Linked DNA regions of Homo sapiens: region 1 is linked to region 2. Evidence: chromatin contacts called from ENCODE POLR2A ChIA-PET data. All regions are on one chromosome and are shown on one strand. Each heading gives the region's core, a stretch centred on a gene start or an enhancer-like site at or near the end of the contact. The rest is flanking DNA. Distances are from core to core; before and after follow the strand shown. Region 1 overlaps STK40 (serine/threonine kinase 40). Region 2 overlaps THRAP3 (thyroid hormone receptor associated protein 3).

The links. ChIA-PET counts read pairs that join two places held with the same protein, here RNA polymerase II (POLR2A).
Region 1: POLR2A ChIA-PET joins it to region 2 with 16 read pairs in AG04449. The contact joins two enhancer-like sites. POLR2A ChIA-PET finds 5 or more read pairs at or near these places in 4 of 52 experiments (A549, AG04449, GM12878 and 1 more).

What each region holds. Positions count from the first base shown.
Region 1 is chr1:36,342,460-36,347,166 of GRCh38, reverse strand. STK40 (serine/threonine kinase 40) reads left to right here. Exons shown (of 11, transcript NM_001282547.2): 8 at 2,903-3,047; 9 at 3,188-3,307; 10 at 3,719-3,803. Among named protein-coding and RNA genes, the nearest start is that of EVA1B, 21 kb to the right of the region's middle. Within about 2 kb of position 1,651, at least 2 of the 41 ENCODE cell types and tissues checked have a DNase peak (open chromatin) inside an H3K27ac peak, as active enhancers do.
Region 2 is chr1:36,247,145-36,251,463 of GRCh38, reverse strand. The region is part of intron 1 of THRAP3 (thyroid hormone receptor associated protein 3); the gene reads right to left. Among named protein-coding and RNA genes, the nearest start is that of THRAP3, 25 kb to the right of the region's middle. RefSeq lists enhancers at 2,782-3,076, 2,842-3,136. Within about 2 kb of position 2,708, at least 21 of the 41 ENCODE cell types and tissues checked have a DNase peak (open chromatin) inside an H3K27ac peak, as active enhancers do.

The DNA of each region.
Region 1 (4,707 bases), core at 402-2,901, 97 kb before region 2:
ATACAAGCACTTACAACTCCCTCGGAGGCTCCCCCAGCTGCCGCTTCTGCTGGAGAGCCAGGCCTGTCCCCAGGGCTGCCCGTGTGCAAAGACAGTAGCACCATTCCCCAGACCTGGGGGTTTTGGTTAGAGTCACTACAGCCTCTGCTAGAGGGAACTGGGTGCCAGGGGTATACCCTAACTCCTGGGGCACCACCCCCATGGCCCAGCACAGTCTGGCACCCTCTACAGTAATCCCCAAAGCATCCCCATAGGAGATAGAGCCAGGCTCCTCCTTCCACCCAGCCTGTGAGTGGGGCTGTGCCTGTTTGCAGGGCTCAGGCTGTGGGCTAGCCCTGGATGGGACTCCTCTCTTGCAGCACCAGCCTAGAGTGGCCTTCATTTGCAGTCTGAGGCTCTGTGGCCCTCCCTGCTGTTGCCAGCAGCCTATCCTTCTGGTTCTTCCAGACTCGTGCCAGTCTTGGAGGATGAAACAAAGGAATCTGACTGAATCAGAGAGAATCCTCGACTGGGAGACCAGAGACCTGGGTTCTCATTCTGGCCTTGCTGTTGAACCAGCTGTGTGATCACGGCCTCCAATCTCCTTCTGACTTCAGCCTCCTCCCTCCTGGGTTAGAAGCTGAAGTACCAGCCCTACCATGTGGGTTTCCGACCCAGGTCTGCCCTTTCATTTATTCTCCATGTGCCCAGCATGGGCATGGGGCATGGAGCTGTGAAAAGGCAGGCCTGGTCTGGCCCTCATGGAGGTGATAGTCTGGCTAATAACCATGTGAATTTGGGGGAAGTTACAGACCTCTCTGAGCCTCCATTTTCTCATCTGTAAAATAGGGATGGCAGTAGTAGTACTTGAGGGATTAAATAATGCCCTTAACCAGCCAGGCGCGGTGGCTCATGCCTGTAATCCCAACATTTTGGGAGGCCGAGGCGGGCAAATCACGAGGTCAGGAGATCGAGACCATCCTCGTTAACTCAGTGAAACCCTGTTTCTACTAAAAATAAAAAAAATTAGCCGGGCGTGGTGGCGGGTGCCTATAGTCCCAGCTACTCGGGAGGCTGAGGCAGGAGAATGGCGTGAACCTGGGAGGCGGAGCTTGCAGTGAGCCGAGATCTCACCACTGCACTCCAGCCTGGGCAACAGAGCAAGACTCTGTCTCAGGAAAAAAAAAAAAAAAAAATATATATATATATATATATATATGTAATGCCCTTAACCTAGTGTTTGGCATGATCGTTGCTGAAAGGGAAGCTTGTGGGTACAGTGTCCCCTCAGAAGCCAAAGCCCAGGGAAGGTCGCCTGCCCAGGTCAGGCTCCCAGCGAGTTTGTCTGGGGAGGGGCCATTCATACCTCCAGGTCAGGACAGAGGCTCGGGCTGAGGGAACCCTACACAGGTCCTGGAAGCAGATCCTTCCTGCCTAAGCCAGCAGGACAGCTCAACAGGAAGCATCTTCCAGCCACGGGAGGAGAGGCAGCACCTTTTTTGGAACCATACAGAGCTAAGAATGGTGGTACAAGTAATAGATTCTGTACTGGCAACCCCACTTGGTGGAGCAAGTTCTAGGAAAAGGGGGCTGTCCTTGAGTCAGCCATGGGGTCAGCCACACAGTCACCGCAGCTGCTCTTTGGCACCGGGCGCTGGAAAGAGCCTAGGATGACACAGCCTGGAAAGAGCTTGGGAGAAGCTCATCTTCCACAGAACTACCTGCTATACCAGCCAGGGCAGGTGCTTATTCCCCACAACAGCCCTCTGTTGTAGGCGGCAGTGCCATCCTGAAGGTGCCGTGGTACCTTCTGAAGACGCAGGCTGAGGCCTGTAATGGCACTGCCATGCACACATGGCACACCCTCTCCCGGTTAAACTGCTTGCCCTTCACTGGGCCCTGGTTGCCCAGGGAGGTGACGCTAGGGTGCCTGGCAGCGTCTCTTCCACACCCACGGAGAACGGAGTTGTGTTCTGGGGTCCAGGCTGCCACAGCCTGCTGGTATACCAGAGGGTGCATCGCAGGGAGTGGGCAGGGCCAAGAGCTTTCAAATGCTCCAGTGGTCTTCATATTTTGCATTTGGGGGAGTGGGTCAGACAATGGCTGTATTGCTGCTGGGTGGGTGGACAGGTTGCCCTGAAAGGAGGCAAGCAGCAGAGCCTGACAGTCAGATGTGGGCCCACTGAGCAGCCATGTGGCCCTGGACAGAGCAGATCACTGGGCCTCAGTGTCCTCAAGCTGTGGAGCACAGTTAGTGAAATAAAAGTGTTTCTTCCCATGCTGTCCTAAAGCGGGTGCTCCGTTAGATGCCTGCTCCTTTTCGCTTTACAGATGAGGAAACTCTCACAGAGAGGTGAATTAAGTGGCCATCCTTCATTTAGCAAATACTTGGGTCCGTGCTGGGCACTGGGGCTCAGCAGTGAACACCGCAGGGAGGCACCTGCACCTGAGAACTTCCCTTCTAGAGGGGAGACGGGGAGTCACAAGTAGACAAAGGAGGGGACCTGCAAGTAGTCATCCGGGCTGTGAAGGAGGCAGGTGGGGTGTGGGGACGGTGACAGGAGGAGCGGCCAGCTCATCTGGAGCCAGCTAGTTATCTGCTGTGCCAGTGTTCTTGACCCCCTGCTTGTGAGCTGCTGTGCTGGGTGCTGGGGCTGCAGACCCATGCCTGGCTCCCAGGGGCTCGCCATCTGGCCGGGCGGGGCAGGTGCTGTGAGCAGGTGCTGAGTGAGCCCTCTCCTTGGGGCAGGAGAGGTGCATCCTGAGGAACAGGGGAGCGGGGAGCACGGGCAGGAGCTCAGAGGACGACTCTGGGGGGACTGGAAGTGAGGGTGGCAGGTGGAGGGTCCCAGGTGGGATTCCAGGCTGGTGAGCCACGGTGGTGCTGTGGCCTGAAGACAGTGTGGTATGTGTGTGCCCGTAGGCCGGCCGTACCGTGGCAAGCCCAGTGACATGTGGGCCCTGGGCGTGGTGCTCTTCACCATGCTGTATGGCCAGTTCCCCTTCTACGACAGCATCCCGCAGGAGCTCTTCCGCAAGATCAAGGCTGCCGAGTATACCATTCCTGAGTGAGTCCTGCCTCCCGGGGGGTGGGGGGGGCAGCCAGCCTGATGGGCTTAAGGCAGGGAAACGGCACAGTGAGCCTGGGCATCCTGGCCACAGACCCAGCACCACCCACTGAGCCCTCCTCCCCAACTCCCTGCCTCAGGGATGGACGGGTTTCTGAGAACACCGTGTGTCTCATCCGGAAGCTGCTGGTCCTTGACCCCCAGCAGCGCCTGGCCGCCGCCGACGTCCTGGAGGCCCTCAGTGCCATCATTGCATCATGGTAAGTGGACAGGCACTTGACCGGGCACAAGGCTGCGTCCTCAGGGCCTCTGCCCATCCTACCCAGAAAAGCAGCCAGTAGTCAGCCTGCTTCTCTGCCAGTTAGAGTCAGATTTCCAGATTCTCTGCATGGACAAGATTGGGAGGGCATAGGCAGAACTGAAGGTTGAGCAACTATGGGCTGCCATAGTTACCCAGGCCCTGCCAGCGGGGCATGGGCATTGCCTCACTGAGTTCTCACCACCACCTGTAAGGGAGAAATTGTCCCCCTTTATGGGATAAGAAAACTGAGGCTCAGAGAAGCAGTCTCTCATGGCAGGAACACAACCCAGGTGTGTCTGACTCCAGTTAAGTCTGGGATCAATGGACCTGGTCTCTCTGGGGCCAGCCTGACCTGTCTGCCTCCCTGCAGGCAGTCCCTGTCATCTCTGAGTGGGCCTTTGCAAGTGGTTCCTGACATTGATGACCAAATGAGCAATGCGGATAGCTCCCAGGAGGTGAGTTGGGGAGGGCAGATGGGCCATTACCCAGCCCCAAGGGACAGGCTTCTGGGGGCAGGCAGGGCAAGGGCAGAGGTGGCAGCTACCCGCAGGCCACAGAGTTTCCTTGGTCTTCTTCCCCAGCCTTGGGGTGGGAAAGGGAGACTTCAGTCCTCAGCCTGAGCTGCCTGGGGCCTGCCTTGGGCTTGGTGTAGCTGGAGATCTTTGGCCAGAGAGACCTGTGAGACAGCCGAGCTGGAGCCAGTGCCCAAGTGGCCCAGGCCAGCCCTCTCAGCTTCCTCCTGCTGCCCAAGTCACATTTCTCTGCCCCCTGACTCAGAGTTCTCTCTCACCCTTCCTGCTTTTCATTTTTCAGATGATTCATTTCTCCCTATTTCTTTCCTCCCCATTCCCTGCACTGGAGAAAGTGTTGGGCCTAGGGTGGGGGCAGAGACTTGGGCACCAGGCAGCAGAGGGCAGGTGATCTTAGGGTGCCCCCTGGAGGGCAGGGCTTGGCCGAGCAACAGCATTGCTGGGCCCTGGATATTGGAAGGACCTTCCCTCCCTGGCCCACCTTGGAGCTCCACAGTGAGCAGTGTGCAGGTAGGACCAGGAGGGGCCGTGCCTGGGAGAGCCTCCCAGAGCCTCCTGGCCCCCGAGGAAAGAGAGTTCCAATCCCTACCCACCTCCAGCTTCCACCCTTTAGCTGTTTGGCTAAAATCATCATCACTAGCCCGCAGTGAGTGCCTACCCCGAGGGCACCTCATTCAGCCCTCACTGCGGGCCTGCGTGGCCTGTGTTCTTAGCCCCATGTTACAGAAGAGGAAACAGGGTTAGAGAGGACTTTCCCAAAGCCACACAGCTTAGAAGTAGTGGAGCTAAGCCTTGAACCCAAGTCTCATCCGGAAGCCCTGCTGTCTCC
Region 2 (4,319 bases), core at 1,459-3,958:
TGTACAACACAGAGAGGAATCAAACATGCCAACTGATGCACCTGAACGTTTCTACCTAGACCAATGGTTTTTAAACTCATGCTCTCGGGCTGTGCAGAGAGGTTGGGGAAAAGTAACTTTCCCATCTGAGTTATCCCGGTCCAGTAGATCAGACTGAACTGTCAAGAACTCATAATGACTACTTTCCCAGAACTTATCTTTTTATCACATTACAAAACTTTTATAAGCTACCAGCATTTCCTTATCACTTGAGCCTCTATTTCCTTGAAAACCAGTGGTCATGCACTACTACTAAAGTAAACTACTCCTTGAGGGCAGGTATCAGATCAAATTCCTTTTTATATCTCCAGTGCCATAACATACAACTGCCCATTTTAACCATTTTTATATGTACAGTTCAGTGACATTAAGAACATTCAGGCCAGGTGCGGTGACTCACCTGTAATCTCAGCACTTTGGAAGGCCAAGGTGGGCGGATCACTTGAGCTTAGGAGTTCAAGACCAGCCTGACCAACATGGTAAAACCCCATCTCTACTAAAAATACAAAAATTAGCTGGGCGTGGTGGCACACGCCTACAGTCCCAGCCACTCAGTAGGCTGAGGCACAAGAATCGCTTGAGCCCAGGAGGTGGAGGTTGCAGTGAGCTGAGATTGCGCCAATAGATGGGATTACAGGCGCGCACCACCACGCCCAACTAATTTTCTGTATTTTTAGTACAGATTGGGTTTCGCCATGTTGGCCAGGCTGGTCTCGAACTCCCGCCCTCAAGTGATCCGCCCGCTTCAGCCTCCCAAAGTGCTGGGATTACAGGCGTGGGCCACTGTGCCCAGCCTCTAAGGTATATTTTTTTAATGTGTCTTATAAAGTCAGTCTTAGAAAACATTCCTAAATAATCTCACTATTACGTGGCTAAATTGTACTCTACTAGAGAACACAGAGGATGCTAAATCTCTGATTATAAGAATATACCGCCTGTAATCCCAGAACTTTGGGAGACCAAGGCGGGCGGATCACAAGGTCAGGAGATCCAGACCATCCCGGCCAACATAGTGAAACCTGGTCTCTACTAAAAATACAAAAGTTAGCTGGGTGTGGTGGCGGGCGCCTGTAGTACCAGCTACTTGGGAGGCTGAGGCAGAAGAATTGCTTGAACCCGGGAGGCGGAGGTTGCAGTGAGCTGAGATCGCGCCACTGCCCTCCAGCCTGGGCGACAGAGCAAATCTTTGTCTCAAAAAAAAAAAAAAAAAGTATGCCTAATTCACTAAGGGCCTATTTGGAAGGAAATTTCAGTCAGTAAAAAATTATTAATTTTAGAGTTGGAAATGTCGATAATATATCCAGAGTCTACCTTATGTAATTGCCGAATTTTGTAAAAATTTTCATCCAAACTTGATTAATAACCCATTTAACCCAAGGCGTTACACCAGGATAACCAACTTCTCTAGATTGCTTTCGTCTATAAACAAGAGACCAAATTTGATGCCAGAATAACCTGTCACAAATATGATCATGTCATTCCTCCAATTAAAGGTCCTTCCTGCTTACTGCATAAAATTCAATACAAGCACACTGCAATCCTGCTCTACTCGCTCCACCTTCTACCACTGACTCCTATGCTTCTACCCTTAATCAAACTACATTTTTAGAATGAACTTTCCTGTTCCACACCATTAGACATGCTCGTCCCACTGCCTTGAATAGCCTCCTCTCACCAAACCACCACTCCTGTCTCAACCTCCACCACACACACACACACACACACACACACACACACACTCACCACCTGCTTCGCTTATTCGAAACCTTCCAGCAACAGCTCAAATGTAAATTCTTGTAAAACCTTCCCCTAATTCTCCAGAAGGAGTCAGTGAGCATCTCATTCCAGGTTCTACTATTGCCCTTATCATCCTGTATTGTAATTAACTGTCTCTCCCACTAAACATGAAGGTCCCTTAAGAATAGGGACTGTGGGGCTGGGGGCAGTGGCTCACGCCTGTAATCTCAGCACTTTGGGAGGCAGAGGCAGGTGGATCACGAGGTCAGGAGATGGAGATCATCCTGGCTAACACGGTGAAACCCTGTCTCTACTAAAAATACAAAAAATTAGCAAGGTGTGGTGGCGGGCACCTGTGGTCCCAGCTACTCGGGAGGCCAAGGCAGGAGAATGGCATGAACCTGGGAGGCAGAGCTTGCAGTGAGCGGAGCTTGCGCCACTGCATTCCAGCCTGGGCGAGAGCGAGACTCCATCTCAAAAAAAAAAAAAAAAAAGGGACTGTGCTGGCTGGGTGCGGTGGCTTGCACCTGTATCCCAGCACTTTGGGAGGCCCAGGTGGACAGCCTGTGGTCTGGAGTTTGAGACCAGCCTGGCTAACATGGTGAAACCCCATCTCTACTAAAAATACAAAAACTAGCCAGATGTGGTGGTGCATGCCTACAGTCCCAGCTACTCAGGAGAATCATTTGAACCCAGGAGAAAGAGGCTGCAGTGAGCTGAGGATCACGCCACTGCACTCCAGCCTGGGAAACAGAGCAAGACACTGTCTCCAAAAAAAAAAAAGAAAGAAAGAAAAAGAATAGGGACTGTGCCTTATATTTATCTTGTATCTCCTCCAACACCTAACGCAATGCCTGGTACATGGTAGATTTCATCATGTTTGCTCAATAGGTAAGTTTGAGCCCCAAGATAATAAACATCTGAGCAAGCATGGCAACAGTGAAGACACAAGTATAAATCAAGTGAGCCCTCACATACATAAGAATTTACTGAAACTAGCACAACTACAGAGGATACAAAGAAATATAAAATGCTGGAAGCCAGGAGTTCAAGACCAGCCTGGGCCATAAAATGAGACTGTCTCTACAAAAAAATAAAGCATGCCTGTAGTCCTAGCTACTCGGGAGGCTGAGAATCGCTTGGGCCCAGGAGGTCAAGGCTGCAGTGAGTCATGATTGCACCACTGTACTCCAGACTAGGTGACAAAGCAAAACTGTCTCACAAAAAAAAAAAAAAAAAAGAGGCTGAGGCTGGGTGCAATGGGTCTGGCCTGCAATCCAACACTTAGGAAGGCCAAGGTAGAAGGATCACTTGAGGCTAGGAGTTCGAGACTAGCCTGGACAACAAACCAAGACCCCCATCTCTACAATAAAAGTATTCAAAACTCAGTCAAAGCCACCAACAAATAAAGATATGGCAGGGTCAGACCAGTTAACAACTGAGGAGATGAACAAAAATGAAGGCCTGAAAGAAAAGAATAATTTTTTTAAATATTAAAAGATGAAGGAGGCTGGGCACCGTGGCTCATGCCTGTAATCCCAGCACTTTGGTAGGCCAAAGTGGGCGGATCACCTGAGGTCTGGAGTTCAAGACCAGCTTGGCCAACATGGTGAAACCCTGTCTCTACTAAAAATACAACAATTAGCCATGCATGGTGGCGTGTGCCTGTAATCCCAGCTACTCGGGGGGCTGAGGCAGGAAAATCGCTTGAACCTGGGAGGTGGAGGTTGCAGTGAGCCAAGATCGTGCCACTGCACTCCAGCCTGGGCGGGGTGACAGAGCAAGACTCCATCTCCCAAAAAAAAAAAAAAAAAAAAGATGAAGATGGGAGATGTGGTCAAAAGATACAAAATTTCAGTTAAGAGGAATAAGTTGGGCAACATGGTAAGTGCAGTAAATAATAATGTACTGTATATTCAAAGATCGCCAAGAGAGATTTTAAGTGTTCTCACCACACAAAAAAAATGAGGCAATACATATGTTGATTAGCTAGATTTAACCATTCCACAATGTACACATATTTCTTGTATATCATACTTGACAATTAAAAGTTAATTTTTAAGGCTGGGTGTGGTGGCTCACACCTGTAATCCCAACACTTTGGGAGGCTGAGGCGGGTGGATCACTTGAGGTCAGGAGTTCAAAACCAGCTTGGCCAACATGGTAAAACCCCATCTTTACTAAAAATACAAAAAATTAGTGGGGTATGGTGGCACACGCCTGTAATCCCAGTCACTGAGGAGGCTGAGGTGGGAGAATAGCTTGAACCTACGAGGCCGAGGTTGCAGTGAGCCAAGATCACGCCACTGCACTCCAGCCTGGACGACAGAGCTAGACTCCAACTCAAAAAAAAAAGTTAATTTGTCTTTTTGAGACGGAGTCTCGCTCTGTCGCCCAGGCTGGAGTGCAGTGACTCCATCTCAGCTCACTGCAACCTGTGCCTCCCAGGTTCAAGAGCTTCTCCTGCCTCAGTCTCTCGAGTAGCTGGGATTACAGGCGCCCACCACCACACACAGCTAATTTTTGTATCTTTAGTAGAAACA